4 separate regions of the Homo sapiens genome follow, and all the other regions are linked to region 3. A link is an interaction called in ENCODE POLR2A ChIA-PET data of the cell type or tissue named here. Cell type or tissue: MCF 10A. All regions are shown on one strand. Each heading gives the region's core, and the rest is flanking DNA. Links, peaks and the distances in the headings are about the cores only.

The links. ChIA-PET counts read pairs that join two places held together with the same protein. Peaks named below come from ENCODE experiments on the same cell type or tissue, not always from the same donor. Only the 100,000 strongest peaks of a DNase experiment are listed, where the experiment ranks them.
Region 1: POLR2A ChIA-PET joins it to region 3 with 6 read pairs; 6 of 35 experiments call an interaction of 5 or more read pairs at or near these places.
Region 2: POLR2A ChIA-PET joins it to region 3 with 5 read pairs; 4 of 35 experiments call an interaction of 5 or more read pairs at or near these places.
Region 4: POLR2A ChIA-PET joins it to region 3 with 5 read pairs; 9 of 35 experiments call an interaction of 5 or more read pairs at or near these places.

What each region holds. Positions count from the first base shown.
Region 1 is chr1:212,038,186-212,042,596 of GRCh38, reverse strand. The region is part of intron 1 of DTL (denticleless E3 ubiquitin protein ligase adapter); the gene reads right to left. Among named protein-coding and RNA genes, the nearest start is that of DTL, 4.6 kb to the right of the region's middle. In MCF 10A, for the core only: no CTCF peak of the experiment used is centred there; a DNase peak (open chromatin) is centred at 1,806.
Region 2 is chr1:212,028,450-212,032,860 of GRCh38, reverse strand. All of the region lies in intron 1 of INTS7 (integrator complex subunit 7), which reads left to right. Among named protein-coding and RNA genes, the nearest start is that of INTS7, 4.9 kb to the left of the region's middle. RefSeq lists an enhancer at 2,011-2,060. In MCF 10A, for the core only: no CTCF peak of the experiment used is centred there; DNase peaks (open chromatin) are centred at 1,710 and 2,190.
Region 3 is chr1:212,468,436-212,472,846 of GRCh38, reverse strand. It overlaps LINC02771 (long intergenic non-protein coding RNA 2771), which reads left to right. Exons shown (of 3, transcript NR_183725.1): 1 at 1-170. Among named protein-coding and RNA genes, the nearest start is that of LINC02771, 2.2 kb to the left of the region's middle. RefSeq lists enhancers at 264-764, 765-1,265. In MCF 10A, for the core only: no CTCF peak of the experiment used is centred there; a DNase peak (open chromatin) is centred at 2,606.
Region 4 is chr1:212,587,271-212,591,681 of GRCh38, reverse strand. It overlaps a transcript of ATF3 not described here. Among named protein-coding and RNA genes, the nearest start is that of ATF3, 19 kb to the left of the region's middle. In MCF 10A, for the core only: no CTCF peak of the experiment used is centred there; a DNase peak (open chromatin) is centred at 2,051.

The DNA of each region.
Region 1 (4,411 bases), core at 216-4,215, 430 kb after region 3:
TCCAATGGTCAAAGAGCCAAAGAAAATAATATGTCAATGCAGCTACTATAGCCAGTAACATATTCACCAAATTTACTTCTGTTTTCCTTTAGTGCTGAAATTGTAGGAATCTAAAATGTCAATAGCAGCAATTATAGTACCTTAAATTATATTAGAGAAATTGTAAAGTGAAGTGTTATGTACCTACCCCTAGAAAACATTTAATTAGCCCTGGCTAGTGGTAGTGGGTCAGGGAGTCTTTACAGGAGGTCTTGAAAGATGGGTAAATTTTCACTGAATTTAGAACAGAGAACAAGAGACTCAGGGTAGAAGAAAAGTTTATTCTGCTTGGGTCAGAGGTCTAATGTGCACTATGCTCCTACATAGTAAAGACATCTTCAGAGATTTGTTTTTATTATACTGATTTGTGATCAAGACATTTTAAATATATAAAATAAACATTCATTCAACAAGTAATTACTGAAAACCAAATGTTCAATAAGCATTGGAGGAAACACTGAGTTTACAATCTATTGAAAGCATCTTAAATAATTAACAAACTCACATTTTAGGGTACTCTGAATCCTCACTTTTCATCAAAAGTACTATGTGGAGAATACATCTTAGCCTGACATAACCTCAGACAAATCTACATTTGGATGTTCATAGACATAATCTGAATGAATCAACAGAAGGGCACCAAAGAAATTTAATCCAAATTTAATTAGTTCTGGGGCCATCACGTCATAATTTCAGCATCACATATCATTGTAAAGGAGCTGTTAAAGACCACTAAAAGAATGCAATAGGCCGGGCGCGGTCTCTCACACCTGTAATCCCAGCACTTCGGGAGGCAGAGGCAGGCGGACCACGAGGTCAGGAGATCGAGACCATCCTGGCTAACACGGTGAAACCCCGTCTCTACTAAAAATACATAAAAAAAAAATTAGCCAGGCGTGGTGGCAGGCGCCTGTAGTCCCAGCTACTCGGAGGCTGAGGCAGGAGAATAGAGTGAACCTGGGAGGCGGAGCGTGCCGCGAGCTGAGACCTCGCCACTGCACTCCAGCCTGGGCAACACAGCGACACTCCGTCCCCACCCCCCACCCCCCCGCCAAAAATGCAATAGTTATGTTGAGGTCACAAGTATTAACCTACGGAATAAGTGTGTAAAAACAAAAGCCTCTGTTCAAAGGTTATGTAAATATACACGTTTTGGAATTAAAAAAAAAAATCAACTGCAAAATAAAAACTCAAAAGGGACTTTTGAACAACTTGGTTGAAATGAAGATGATACACTCCAAAAAACCTACAATTTTTTACAATTAAACAATGACTCTTTAACTCTGCCTCACTGCCTATAATTAACATCCAAACACCAATGAATGGTGAGTGATTGGTCCTTGCCTACCCCTCTACTTATGCAATCCCTGCAATACACACTTCACTGATGAACCACCCTAAGCTACTTTTGGATCCTTATTGTGTTATGAACATGAAACTGTAATGCTTTCCTCCACAACACATTTGGAAAAAGCTATTATTTCCTCATTGTACAACTTAAGCCCCTGGAGTTACATGCACATATTCCAAGTAGTATACAAGAACATGAGAGTTTTCAGAGACTCAATTTCCAGATACAGTAGTTACCCCTCACCCGTGGTTTCGCTTTTTGTGGTTTCAGTTGCCTATAGTCAACAACGGTCTGAAACTATTAAACTGAAAATTCCAGAAATAAACAATTCATGTTTTAAATTGTGTGCCATTTTGAGTGGCAAGAAAATTTCACACTGTCCTACCCTGACCTGTCCAGGATATGAATCATCCCTGTGTCCAGAGTAGCAGTGCCATAGACGTTACCTGCTCTTTAGTCACTTAGCTGCTGTGTCTGTCACATAGTTGGGAGTAGTAGCCTAATGTTATATCACATAGAAGCTGCTTTGTCTGTCACATAGTTGGAAGTAGTAGCCTAATGTTATATCACAGTGCCTGCCTACGTCATTCATCTCACTTCATCTCTTCATGTTGTAGGTATTATATCATCTCACATCATCATGAGAAGGGCAAGTATATAGCACCATGAGATATTCCGAGAGGCCACCTTCACATAACTTTTATTACAGAATATCGTTATAATTGTTCTATGTTATTATTAGTTATTGTTAATCTCTTACTGTGCCTAAACTTAATCATAGGTATGTGTCTGTATAGTAAAAAACACAGCATACATAGGGTTGGGTCTTGGAACATATCCTTCAAGGATAAGGAGGTACTACTGTACTCAACTACGATATACAGTCATATGCCATGTAATGGCATTTTGGCCAAAGACAGACCGCATACACAATGGTAGTCTTACAACATTATAATGGAGCTTAAAAATTCCTATTGTGTCTTAGTTTTTAACAAAAGGTTTGAAAAGTTAAGAAAAGAAAAACATTTAAAATAAAAAAACTTATAGAATAAGAATATGAAGAAATAAAATATTTTGTACAATTATACAATGTGTCTGTGCTTTATGCTACCTGTTACCACAAGGGTCAAAAAGTTAAAAAATTTAAGATGTTTGTAAGTTTAAAAGTTACAGTAAGCTAAGGTTAATTTATTATTGAAGAAAGTATTTTTTAATCAATTTAATGCAGCCTAAGTATAGAGTGTTTATAAAGTCTACAGTAGTATAATGTCCCAGGTCTTCGTGCTGACTGACTACTCACTCACTGATTCACTCACAGCAACCCCCAGTCCTGCAAGCTCCCATTCATAGTAAGCACCCTCCACAGGTGTTACCATTTTTTATCTTTTATATCCTATTTTTACTGAACCTTTTCTATGTTTAAATACACAAATACTTACCATTGTGTTACAGTTGCCTACGGTATTCAATACAGTAATATGCTACACAGGTTTATAGCCTAGGAAAAATATATAGCTTAGGTGTGTAGTAGTTACACTATCTAGCTTTGTGTTTATACTCTGTGATGTTTGCACAATGATAAAATCACCTAATGATGCATTTCTCAAAATGTTATCTCCATTTATAAGCAATTGGATGACTATATACGCATTTCTAAAACTCACCTGTCTGAAAAACCTGATGTCTCTGAGAAGGTTGAGGTACCACTTTTTCCCTTTCCCTTCATCACTTCCTTTCTTCCACTTTATAAAAGAAAGGCATTCCCGTGCCCCAATCTTAAACCTTGCACTGATCCAAAGAATAAAAACTTTTGGGTATCAAATATTTTTAAATAAAAACAAATAAACTGGTGGAACCTTAACTAAGAGATAATTAAATAATTCCTTCAATAAAGGGACCATAAACACCCAAATTCATCTCTTTAAAAAGATGGACTTCCAATAAAATTTTACTTTTGGTTAATAATTATCAAAATTGGTAATCTATATTGTTTTAATCAATCATATAGTACTAATAATTGAATTGAAAATTCAATCCATAAAGAAGTTTTAATACTTGGAGGCTTATGACAGAAAACAGCAATTTAAACACATTTTTTGACACAGAAGGGTATGACAGAGTGATCAGTAAAAGAGCTTTTCAAGCATAAAATTAAATTACATTAGGAGAAATTCTGTAGGAGAAATGAAATGGAAATAAATTCAAGAGGAAAAAGCAGCTATATGGAATGTCCAGCAGATAAAGAGGAGTTTGTATTTTTCTAAAAAATGGATGATGTGATTATCAAATCACTATAGTATTTAAATTATATTAGATACACTTAAAGGAGTGATATAGCATTTTTATTTTTAAAATGTCAATATTCCCAATATGGTCAGAAATTATATTCTTTGCATTTGTTTAAGTTTATAATAAAAACTTTTAGATATCAATTTAAAAATACACAGAAGAGTAATCAGATTTCCATTTTAGAAGGATCATTAGCAGCAATGTGGAGAATAAACCGAAGACAGACAAACTAGGAGGCCATCTGGGAGACTTCTTACAATCCAGACAAGAAGGCATTAGGGCCCAACCTAGGGAAATGGAATAGTAAAAATAGAACACATCCAGCATACAGTAAAGATGCATAATCATAACAGATAAAGAAGAGAGGATGGATTCAAGAGATTTTAACGAAATGTTTTGAATGTGTAACTGTGAGGAAGATGAAGAAGTCTTTAATTTACTCAGGTTTCTGGCAGGTTTAAATAATGAGGCCACTCTCTAAAATTGGTAATATTGCAGGTTTGGGGGAAAAGCTGAGTTCAGTTTTGGGTATTTGAGTTTGAGATGCTTGTGGGATTGACCGTCTAGGTGCTAATCAACCCACACAGCTTTTATAGAAATGAATCTCAGGTACAGGAAGTCTTCCAATAACATAATTTTGTACAATGTCATTTCGTTATACTGTTCATGAGGAAAAAATCAATTCCTGTTTGAGGCCATTGGCCGTGTGGAGTTTGTACATGCTCTTCCCAT
Region 2 (4,411 bases), core at 214-4,213, 440 kb after region 3:
GGCCCTGAGGTAGAAGCCTCCTTTGCATGCAGTTATCTGGAGCAAAGTAATAGGCAATGAGTATAGAAAGATAACCAGAGTCAGTCGGGCGTGGTGGTTCACGCCTGTAATCCCCGCACTTTGGGAAGCTGAGGCGGGCGGATCACGAAGTCAGGAGATCGAGACCATCCTGGCTAACATGGTGAAACCCTGTCTCTACTAAACAAAATACAAAAAATTAGCCAGGCGTGGTGGTGGGCACCTGTAGTTCCAGCTACTTGGGAGGCTGAGGCAGGAGAATGGCGTGAACCTGGGAGGCGGGGCTTCCAGTGAGCCGAGATCACACCACTGCACTCCAGTCTGGGCAACAGAGCAAGACTGTCTCGAAAAAAAAAAAAGAAAGATAACCAGAGTCCCGTTCAGGTAGGGCCGTGCAAGCCATCAAAAGGACTGGCTTTCATTCTGAGTGAGAAAGGAAACCATGGAGGATTTTCAGCAGGTGTGTGACATGATCTGACTTTCCTTTGAAAAGTATCAGTCTGGCTACTGTGCTGAGAATAGACTGAAGTGGGGAGGGTCAGGGACCCAAGTAGGGAGACCAATGAGAAGGCAACTATAACAATCCAGGGAAAAGAAAATAGTGGCTTAGACCGAGATGGTGACACTGAAAATGTGTGAAGTGCTGAGATTCTGGATATACTTTCAAAGTAGAGCCAAGAAGATTTGCTAATGGATTAGATGAGGATATAAGAGTAAGTGGTCAAGAAAACTTAGAGGTTTTTGGTATGAGCTACTGGGAGGATGTATGTATTGTTTACTGAAATCAAATCAGTTTGGGTCATGTTAAATTTGAGATGTCTCTTAGACATCCAAATGGAGATGATTAGTCAGTTAGGCATAAGATGTAACCTTTGAACGCTATTTTAAAGAAATATTTTGTGGCACTGGTGTCCTTAGAAACACACTCAGGAAATGCTGCCATTCATAACCTGTTATATATTTATAACTGTTGTACTTTATTCTGAGCCTTTTGAGCAAGCATTGGCAGTAAGCTGATTGTTTCTGATCTCTATAGGAATAAGTGAATACTATTTTGAAGCTGACTCAATTCCATTACTTTAGGATGTAGTTAGTAACAGGAAAATCATCCTTCATGTGATAGCCATTCATTTACTCAACAGATATTTACTGACCACCTGCATTGTCTCAGGCTCTATACTCAGACTAGGGGCTATGTTGGCAAACAAGACATCTTTAAGGAGATTGCATACAAATGTAAGGAGATGGACAATGCTAGATCAAATGTGGTGCCGTTAGTCAGGACAAGAAGTTGGATTTTGTGCAGAGTGCAATGGGAAGGCATTGAAAGTTGTAGGCTGATGGCCATGCTGCTTGAGCTTCTGTAAGACTGAGCATACACAAGCAGAGTTAAGTGTCATAATCAAATACATTACAGCTTATGTTTATCTGACACATTTCATGATATGATCATTACTATACATAATTGGCAATATAAAGGATGCATCTCACAAAAATTAGTGTAACTTTTTCACTAATATAATTTCTTAGTCTAAACATTTTTAGATCAGCTGATGGAAGGTTATCCTGATGATTTGGGAAAACTTATGCAAGATCTCCTTCCCCCTGGGAAAAGAGGAGTCTCTTAAATGATATTATTCAGCCTATCTGCCTTCTGCAATGTTGACCTTGGAAAGGATGAGATGAAAGCAATGGGGAAGAGAGCAGTGACTCATTCCCTTTCTTGCAGCTGATGCAATGGGAAGGGAGGAAATATAGAGGATAGATTTGTTACTAGAGGTGCTGGTGAATGTAATGCTGTGTGAAAAACCTTGATGGTGTGCTTAATGAAAAATTTAGTTATGAAATAGAGAAATGATGTGAATCAGGACAACTGTCTCTGCACTCTAATTTCCCCCTTAGACGGTGTCACCTCACCTGTATTCCAAAATACCTGAATTCTCAGACCATCAAGAAAGTTTGTCAAGAAAGACCACAGATTGCTTTTACATTATCGATATGGCTCAGATGTTGTTGGTGTTTCAGTAAACAAATATGAGGCCTTTGGGGAAGTATCTTCATAGGCCCTCCTCAAGAGAAAGGCCTCAGCAGCCAGATTTGTTCCAGGTGACTAATTCCATACCATAACTGATTGATTCAGAAGTAGGCATGTGACCCACACTGAGTCAAATTCTTTCTCCTGAGAATCTCTGCTGCCAGACCACACTTAGTCTGAGAGTGTTGAGAAGCGGACCTATAAAATCATATAGAATTAGGCCGGGCGCAGTGACTCACACCTGTCATCCCAGCACTTTGGGAGGCCGAGGCGGGCGGATCACCTGAGGTCAGGAGTTCGAGACCAGCCTGCCCAAGATGGTGAAATCCCATCTGTACTAAAAATACAAAAATTAGCCGGGGGTGGTAGCAGGCACCTGTAATCCCAGCTGCTCAGGAGGCTGAGACAGGAGAGTCACTTGAACCCAGGAGGCAGAGGTTGCAGTGAGCTGAGATCATGCCATTGCACTCCAGCCTGGGCGACAAGAATGAAACTCCATCTCAAAAAAAAAAAACAAAAAATCATGTAGAATTGAAGCTAAGGTGAGACTCTGGGCAACTTAATGCAACATAAAAACCAGCAGCCTGGTTGGTAATTCCTTGATGGGCTATGAACTAATCCAAAAATTCAAGTTTTTACTGAAACCCACAGACTCATTCTTATATATAACTAAGATTTACTGTCTTGGAATTTGCAAAGTGGGTTATTAAATATTCCTAGAAGTTGGTATCCATAAACTCAAATTTGTTTAGAATTCTAGATTAGTATTCTCATGTGCATACTGGATGATGTTGCATACATCTTGCCATGTACGTTTACAGACATTTTCTGAAATTTGGGGGATGGATGCTGCCTTATTAATGCATCATTAGTTTTCACTGTCATTTTACTTGTTTCTATTTCTGCTTTTTAAATATAAAAATGGGCTTTGCCATCAATTTTTTAAGCTGTGGGTTGTATGTTTGTGTTCATGTTTCTACCCATGTCCCCCCACACACCTTTTATTAATGTATAGATTTTAAGATATGTTCGTGTTATGGTTCAATTTTGAATCATCCTCATCTCTTAGCTAAAGCAAATGTATGTCACAAATTGTCCTAAATTGTGTTTGTTTGGTAATGCTTTATTTGTGGTGTTCTTTGTAGTGGATGTTAGTTATGTTGATGGTTGCTTAATATATTTTGAACACTCTTTTTATGCTTAAGGAATGTCCCATATCATGAACCTTGTCTTACTAAGGTAGAAGCAAAAACTTATTTCCTAGTTTCCCTTGCAAGAGTGCAGGATCTGACTTAGGCTCTGCCAGTCAGACACACCTCCTTCACACTGTCTGATTTAGAAGTTAGAGATGCAAGAAGGAAGAGTTGAAGTGTCCACTCACAGTTCTGCCATGGCAGCAGCAGTATTTCTAGCTTACAGCAGCAACAACAATGGCTACGATATTCCTAGATGACAGCAGAGCTAATTGTTGCATCTGGTGTTTCCTATCAAAGACAGGGTTCTTCCATCCAGTTGGTTGGGTAGTGTGGTATTAGGTGTTCCTAGAAATTTAGCCTTAAAATTGTTTCTTAAGCTTTTAATAAACTCATTTTCTGCCTCATAAGCCAGAGTTAGCTTCTGTTGCTTGCAGCTAAGAACTGCTGATAGATGCTACTTGGAGATTTGTGCTGTTTTGAAAACTTGATTAATGTGTATCCCAAACCCCAAGTTTACCATAATTTATGGTATTCCCCTAATTCCCTAGAATTCATCACCTCAGAATTCCACCATTTAATCACTAATTTAAATGTCTCATTCTTGAATCTTAATCTCTTTCTTTCTAGTTGCTTGCTAGAGATGCATTTTAGCATAGTGGTTAGCACTATAGCCTTTGGAGCTACATTGCCAGAATTTGAATCCCAGCTCTGTCATTTGTCAGCATTGTTGTTTCTTACGCAAATTGCTTAGCTTGTCTGTGCCTGTTTCCTCACCTTTCAAATGGGGAAAATAATGGTACCTAATTTATGTGATTTTTAGTGAGACTTTAATACATGCAAAGTGCTTAAAGTGACTGGCACAGAATAAGCACTTCATGTGTATCATCATTATCATTATGATTAACTGCTATTTTGGCTAGTCTTTATTTTCATTCAGACCTCGGTATTTCACCTCTCTACATTTCTGTACCTGTTTTACTTCTTTGTTCAGCTTAGATTTCATGGTCCTTCATTTTATTAACTGCATTTACTTTCTTACCAGTACTTTAAATTCACATCCAAGGTTCCATTCTACTCATGTATCCCCAAAGGCAGTCAAAAATTGCTGCAGAAAGTCATACAGTGGGGTACATGGCTATCATCATAAATGGGAGCCGAATCT
Region 3 (4,411 bases), core at 125-4,124:
CCCAAATCCACTTCTCCATCACCCTCACTGACCTTCTCCCACTGTGAGGCCTCCTGCCTTCCACAGGACCTGCCTGCTGTCTCACCTCTTCATAGCTCACCTCTCTTCTCTACCCCAAGGCTGGCTTTGAGGGACCCTGGCTCCACAGTCCTTGCCACAGTATGAACAAGGTAATGTGGGGTCTGGCACGAAAGGACCTGGGTTAGAGTCCTTGCTCGGCTGCTGCCTGTAGGGAGGCATGGCTGTGTCCTTCAAGTAAATCAGGATGGACCAGAGACGGGTACCAAGTCTGAGACCCCACCAACAAGGATGGTCTCACCCATCAGGCAGGGCCCAGGGCCTAAGGTTTGTGACCGTGGCTCCTTGCTGCAGGTGGAAGTGGCAGCTAATGTCCAGTAGGCAGAAGGATGCATCCTGGGGCCAGGGTGTGGAAACGGGAGCAGGCAGGCAGCCTCTGTCCATCTCCTGGACAGGGTTCAAGGGACACACAATGGGAGCAGGACCTCAGATTGAGGGAACTGAGGCTGGAGCCCAGACACACAACCTGGGCGGGGAGAGTTTCTGCGATGTCTTGTTTTTGTGGAAAAGTCTTGGACGCACACACTGGTAGCTGAAGGTTCACCATCTGCGGAATCTACATGGGGACAGTCTATGAGCACGGGTGATGATGAGCCCAATGAGGGGATTCGCTGCAGCGACCCACCTGGGCCCTGAGCCCTGGATCAGCCTGGAGGGGCTGAACCCCTCCCTGCTAAGGCCGCTGTGTGGGGAGGGGCTGTGCTGGTCCTGGGGACTTCCTGCCTGAAGACGGGTGTGGGCCAGTGGGAACAGAGCCTGCAGCTGGCTCCGCACTCCCAGAGCCAGGAGGCAGGCATGGGAAATAGGCTCACAGAATACTCATTGTATACTAAGAGACGTTTGTCCCCTGAGCCCCCTTTTACTCTTCTAGAAGGCGGGAATGGCGATGATTTCCAATATATAAATTCATAGGTGTGTTACTGAAATGAATACAAGGAGTGGTTTGCAAACAGCTGAACTAACGTTCTTATAGTGTCATTAATTATCCTTGGGGTAAGTACGCAAACCCTTTGTTTTACAAGAATCACTACAATCTAAAGATAACACAACAAGTTGGGAAAGTTACAAAGGTTTCTGAAATCAGAAAAGGCTTCTGAGCAAGAACGGCTTTGGTTATTACTCCAGCCATGGTGGGGATGAGTGCCTGCATGGGGGAGGAGGGGGCACAGTTATTTTGGCTCCAAACTGGCAACAAAACAGGGTTTTGAGTTCTTCTGAACCAGGTGAGTGCCGGCCCCAGGGCTTGGCCAGTGTTCAGGGATGGGGTCTCAGTGGTCAGTCAGAACCACAGCCTGAGACCTCCCTGCCCTAAGCCAATCCTAGGGTGTCTGGGGAAGGCCTTCGGCCAACATGGACAAGTCAATGGTGGAGCAGAGGAGCTGGGCTCAACACCACCCTTGGGGTTAAATGAGCTGAGGCAGGGAAAAGGGCATCAAGCCAGCACTTCTCATACATTGAAGAGATTTTTGTGATGTTGCAGTTATTTTCATATCTCCCCATGCCTTCCACCTTCTCAACAAGTCTGCCCAATTATTATCTCATTTTTTTATTATTTTATTTTATTTTATTTGCAACAGTTTCACTCTGTCGCCCAGGCTGGAATGCAGTGGCACCATCTTGGCTCACTGCAACCTCCACCTCCCGGGTTCAAGCAATTCTCACACCTCCGCCTCCCAAGTAGCTGGGATTACAGGCGTCCACCACCATGGCTGGCTAATTTTTGTATTTTTAGTAGAGACGGGGTTTTGCCATGTTGGCCAGGCTGGTCTCAAACTCCTGACCTCAGGTGATTCGCCCGCCTTGGCCTCCCAAAGTGCTGGGATTACAGGTGTGAGCCACCGTGCCCAGCCCTATTATCTCATTTTTAACTGAAGAGACAAATAAGACTCAGACAGAGTGATTTGTCTAAGGGCACACAGCAAGCTAATGGCCAAGTTGGGATGAGAACCTCTCCCTGTGGTGTTTGGAAGGACAGAGTCCCAGGACCGGGGCAGGAACAGACCTGGGCTGCAGCTAGGAGCTCAATGGAGTTCAATGGACCGGAGCCTGGCAGGTCCACGCCCAAAGGCAAATGGAAAATGTCTCACTGGATTAATACAGCATCTGGTGGTGGCAGGTGGGAGATATGTCCTTTCTTTTTTATAGTTTTCTGTATCGATCTGGAATTTTGTATAAGCAAGCTTTCCATTTACAATTAGACAAAATAATCAGATTATACTCCAGGGGTCAAGGGGGTAGAGATCCCACCCACACGTGGCCAAGGTAGGGCCCTTCACCCACCAGCAGCTGCCTTTGTGGGCGGGTCTCTGGTCTCACCACACCAGAGCCCCTCGGAACGCTCTTTTCCTGAGATGACTTCCATTCTCCAGTTCTCTCAGCTCAGCCTCCCTCTTGGCAGTCACGGCTGCCCTCCCTCATCCCTCGAGGGTTTTCCAGCAATCCTTTGCACATAGCTCCTTGGCAGAAGATAGGGAGATCACATGGCTGCGTGACGGTGTTTTCTGACTCACGGAATGGAAAGAAACACTACACACAAAAGCAGCACACAGGGCCTCTGTTGCGAGTTGGGCTAACTACTCGGTGTGGGGCGTGATTCATCCGGGACTGCCTGGCGAGTGTACATGCTCGCAGGGCAAGGGCAGCGCAGCACTGAGCTACTCAGGCCCAGGCCCCTCCCAGGCAGAGCAATGAGTCCAGCAGCTCTGCCCGCAAGGGTCTGGGGCTGCCATGGGCTAACCAAGAGGTGTCTGAGGAGATTGCAGACAGTGGCTGGAGACGGAAGGTGAAAAAGTTAGAAGATCCAGGTTGGAAAAATTTGAGGAAGAAAGTAGTCAGACAGGTGTGGGCAGAATAGGGTCAAACTCTCCTGCAGACCAGGACACAGGCTCTGACTTCTCCACACCACACCCCAGGCCCTCCAGGTACAGCAGACACATGCTCACCATCATCAGAAAGGTTCTAATAAAATATTGATGTATTTATTATTATTTTGTTTATTTATTTATTGAGATGGAGTCTCACTCTGTCACCAGGCTGGAATGCAGTGGCGTGATTTTGGCTCACTGCAACCTCTGCCTCCCTGGTTCAAGCGATTCCCCTGCCTCAGCCTCCTGAGTAGCTGGGACTACAGGCGTGCGCCATCACGCCCAGCTAATTTTTTTGTGTGTTTTAGTAGAGACGGGGTTTCATCGTGTTGGCCAGGATGGTCTCGATCTCCTGACCTCATGATCTGCCCGCCTTGGGCTCCCAAAGTGCTGGGATTACAGGCATGAGCCACCACACCAGTCCAGTTGATTTATTTTTAATACAAAGGCCAGTCACTATCTAAGTCCTTGACCTGTGCTATCCCACTTGATCATCCTAACAGCCCTGTGGAAACATCAGTGAACCCATTTTGCAGATAAGAAAATTCTATCCAGAAACACAAAATAACTTGCCCAAGGTCAGACAGCTACTAAAGAAAATTCTAACCCAAATCATCTGGCTCCAGAGTCTGTGCTTTAAACACACTGCCTCTCCACAATGCCACCTAGAGAGCTCCTACTGTGGGCCAGACACTGTCCTTCACATACATTACTGATTTAATCCTCACAGCAACAATGCAATCAAAGTATTATTGCCCCATTTTATTTTTCATTTATTTATTTTATTTTAATTTTTGTTTGTTTATTTGTTTTTGAGATGGAGTCTCACTCTGTCACCCAGGCTAGAGTGCAATGGTGCCATCTCAGTTCACTGCAACTTCTACCTCCCGGGTTCAAGAGATTCTCCTGCCTCAGCCTCCTGAGTAGCTGGGACTACAGGTGCCTGCCACCATGCCCAACTAATTTTTTTGCATTTTTTAGAAGAGACGGGGTTTCACCATGTTGGCCAGGCTGGTCTCAAACTCCTGACCTCAGGTGATCCACCTGTCTCAGCCTCCCAAAGTGTTGGGATTACAGGTGTGAGCCATCATGCCCGGCCATCCCATTTTAAAGATAAGAACACTGAAATCCAGGCCAGGTGCAGTGGCTCACACCTGTAATCCCAGCACTTTGGGAGGCTAAGGCGGTGGGGGTGGGGGGGGGTCACCTGAGGTTAGGAGTTCAAGACCAGCCTGACTAACATGGTGAAACCCCATCTCTACTAAAAATATAAAAATTATCTGGGCCTGGAGGTGCATGCCTCCAGTAATCCTAGCTACTTGGGAGGCTGAGGCAGGAGAATCACCTCCTGCAGTGAGCCGAGATCGTGGCACTGCACTCCAGCCTGGGCAACAGAGTGAGACTCAAGAAAGGGAAGACAAGAGGAGGGGAGGGGAAGGGAAGGGAAAAACTGTAGTTTCAAGGGGTTA
Region 4 (4,411 bases), core at 215-4,214, 120 kb before region 3:
CAAATTCCCATGATTAAAAAGTTTAAAAATGACTGCAGAATGCCTTACTATCAAGGATAAATGAATACAGTGCAAATCTGCCCACAAACGTAGCTGAGCCCAGCTGATTGGAAGAGTGCACACAATGGACTGGGGCGGGGGGGATGGAGAGCATTCCCCATGGCCAATCCTTGGCCATCGAGTGTCTAAAGAGCACTTACATTTTCAAAACTACATCCTGACCTCTGCTCTTGCCAGAACATCTCAATGACCTTCTCAACTGGTTTCCTGAGCTTCTGGATTATATTTTTCCCACAGACATAAGCCAAGATATCACTTTAGATTTTCTCCCTTGCAAGAGGAGCCTGGTGGCAGTTGTTGAATATAGTTGAGGAACAGAATGTCACAGGCTGGCAAGAACAGTCAGGAGAGGACCTCTCTGTCTAAGGAGCCTGGGGAGACTGCGGTGCAGGAGGCTCCGTTAGGAAGATGGGTCTTAACACATGCCCTTAAGAAGGTGGGGAAAAGCATTCCAAGTAGAGGATCAGAATATGCAAAGATATGGAAGCATAAAGGAGTATGTATCTCTCCAGAAAGGGAGAGCAGCCACATGTCCCTGGTACAGGATACAGGGGAAGAGGCGGCTGAAAAAGTTGGGATCAGATGGTGGACGGTCTTGTGTGTATTGCTATGAATTGTATTCTTTCAACAAACTGAGAGGCTACCAAGAGCCATGTTCTTTGCAAAGATGCACAAGAAACCAGGCACATGATAAAGGAATATTTTTCACTTCTGTGAGGTCTTTCCTCCTCATCTAAGTGGTTGGCGCCCTTACCTTATAGTAAGAGCCATGAAAGTACATTATCCTGCTTCCCTAATGCTGCCCATATCCAACGCTAACTCGGTAAGTCTTTCAACAGGAGACCCATTAAGCTTATATTACCATTCAAAGTGGTGCCTGGGAAATGTGCAATTTCTGATGGCACAATAATACAGATGGCCGTTGCAAAATGAGTATCCGCATTTATGGCTCTGTGTTCACACTGAATTCAATTTTTGAGTATTTCCACCTGTTACGTTTTAAAAATTGAAGTAATATATGCACGAGATAAAAGAAATCAGATTATAAGGAAGTGTTTATACTGAAAACTAGCAGGGCTCACCCCACACACATGCCACCAACCAGAGACTACTACCTTTAACGACCTCTTTTAAAAATTATTTGGATGGTGAACTTCCTAACTCCAAAAAGTATGCTTATGTGACATTTTTTTTTTGCAGTTTTTAAAAGGATTTATTTGACAAGTTTCACTTAGCGCAATATACCTAAAAGGAAATCACAATACAATGAAAGATTTAAATCAGGGCCTCAGAATTTCATACAAACACCAAGACCAAAATCCTAAGTATTGGTATTGTGTCTCAAATTTTTCCCATTAACTTAAAAAAAAAAAAGCTTAAACTTACGTGCCTTACAGATTATTAAATGAAACTAGAATTAACAAACATGCCAAAATGTTTCACTTTTAATTGTAGACACAGTTCCTATATTGTTTTACAAAAAAATAAAAGCATGTCTTTCAACATGCAACCAAACAGTGTTCAATGTAACATGGCAAAGGGCAACATTTAACATAATTCAACTGCTTTTACCTAAATACACTTACTGCTTAAGTACATCCTATAACTAACTTGAGAAAAGCTGGAACTTAAGTTTAACAGTTATAGTTTACTCAGCTTCACTGTTACATCCTAGATGAGTATTCTATTAAAAAATACTGGGCCTTAAGTCTTCATAACAATCCTGATATCCACTTAGAGAGTAATCATAAATCACAAGCTTGCATTGCAGAAACGTTAAACTGAAGTTTTGTTTTTTCCTTAAAAAAAAAAAAAAAAAGTTGACCAAGAGTCAGTGATCAGGACCGATCAATTAGCTTATGTGACTTTTTAAAAACAGTTTCTTGGTCAATTTAAGACATTCTTTTTTTCTTCTTCTTTTTCTTTCTTTTTTTTTTTGAGACGGTGTCTCACTCTTGTTGTGCAAGCTGGAGTGCAGTGGTGCAATCTTGGCTCACTGCCACCTCCACCTTCCTGGGGTCAAGCGATTCTCCTGCCTCAGCCTCCCAAATGGCTGGGATTACAGGTGCTCTTTGGACTCACCTCTATAAAATTGAACATAATCTCTTATTCCTTTCCCCCAACTTTTTTATTTATAATTTAGTTCTTCTATGGGTTCCCTCTGTACACTTATATGATATACTTAACCTTCTATTTCTTCCTCCATCTAGAAAGTAACTTTTGACTCCCTAGTACATTAGCTGAGGATATCAGCACAGTTCCCTTCTGTCTCTCCCTTGCTCCCATTATCTGCTATTTGTACCTTTAATTTTGCATCAAGAATGAAAACATTTACAATGAGCTCTGTTTCCATTCTCATGTCTTCCTTGCTTTGTGGGTAGGTTGATTTTAAGAGTGGAGAGCTAATAGACAAGGTTTGCATTATTATGACTGTGTCAACCCGGGAGTGCTGTGATGCCGAGTGTGCTAGGATCACATTTCTCCACCCGGCCACAGTCACCACTCATGGCCACTTCAAGGAGAATGTGCCTAGTGAAAGCAGAAAAACAGACTCTCTCTCATGACCTGGGTTCAAATGTTCAAAGCGATGCTATATTTTAGATGGCTTCAGATTAGAAGAATAATTTTATTTAAAAATATAAATATGTCTTCATATTCACACAAAAAAGCTATATACATGTATTACTTATATTTTTGAAAAGGAAGTTATTGCCAAGTATGAAGGCGACTAAAATATGGCATCATTTTGAGCATTTGAAGGAGTGATTATGTGGATGGTGGAGGAAGAAAGCAAAATTCGAAATGTCCAAAATAAGAAAGAAATAGATAATGTCCAAATGGAAAAAATCAGGAAATGAGCAGTATACACACATGATTTATAAATATGGAGAAGATACAGTGAAAAGAATTGAAAGCAATTGCCTTCAGGGAGTGGGAATCAGGTGTGGGGTTGCATGAGCTGGGAGACTGTTTTTTTGTTGTTGTGGTTGTTGTTTTTTCATTATAAGCCTTATAGTATTGTTAGAGTTTTTAAACTCTGTACATGTATTACTTTGATAAAAAGTAAATTTAAATTTAAAAAGAGAGTAACTGTCCTTCTCATCCTACCCACAAGGTAATTACTGCTGCCCCAATCTGATAGGCATGAGGCGCTAAAAAGAGACTCCAAAGCTCTTTGTGTGAAATGAATTTTGTGTCCCGGTGGTGACACCCTAGGGTGACGAGATGTGATTCTTTATTGGTGGACACAATGTCAGCAAACCTGTCTTCACTCTTGAGCCAACTGGTTCTACCTTTTCCCTGGTGGTTGCTGGTGGAAACATGCCGGGTTAGGGCTGTTTCTGAGCAGGGTGGGGAGTGGAGAACGTGCAGTTTCAATTAATCCCCTTGTTTTCATCCAATCCACACCCTGCCGGGAGTCTCCTAGTCCTAAGCCTCTTCTGTTGGGTTTCAATGTCTCCTTAAAACAAGCTTCTCAAGGAGAGAGGGATAGACACCTGGCTGCAGGGGTAGAAGAAGCTACCGAGGAAAGCAAAATTGAGTCAGACTTAATGGCTAATTTTCCCTGGTCTCAACATTCTCCCTCTCACTCACCTCCCATAATCGCTGTCACCCCACATGCTGAGTCTCACAGGGGTCTACAGAGGGAATGAAACCCGCCCCCACCCCCGCCGCCCCAGCAGGTGCCTCGCTTGCACTGCTGCATTGCTAAACTAAGTACAGGCACCGTATCCCACACTCCCCATTTCCCACAATTCTGTTGACATCTCTTGTCTGCTGTTATCTGTCTTCCTGTCCTGTCTGTCCTTTAAGATAATTCATTTTTTAAATCCCTGCAGAGTTATTTGCAGGATACTTGGGACGAAAGGCAGGAGATACACACATATGTATGAGTGAGTGAATGAACGGTTAATGCTTCATTTTAACTGGAGTTACAACTGAAGTTCCATTTGAAAGGCTGGATTTTATTTCAATGGAAAGGCTGGATTTTATTTACTGTTTTCTGCCCTGTGTTTTAAGTTCATATTCTGGGGTATTTCCGTGTTAGCAAAACTTTGTTCCTTGACCAATGGCAGCTTCCCTGAGTCCAGCCTGTGGGCTTCTAAGCATGTGGGTTGGTCACAAGAGGTACAGACTAGAGATTGTGGTTTGCGTCACATAACCCACCCCCATGGCAGCAATCCTGACTTCTGCAAAAGCCCACTCACAAGTCAGTTGTTTGGAATGCAAAACATATTTTCCCATAGAAACAATATCATAAAGGAATATTTTAGTTCTCAGGTCAGCTTTCCATAAAGTCTGTCTAATGCAGATAAAAACTCATAGGTACAAATATTCTTCATTTATTAAT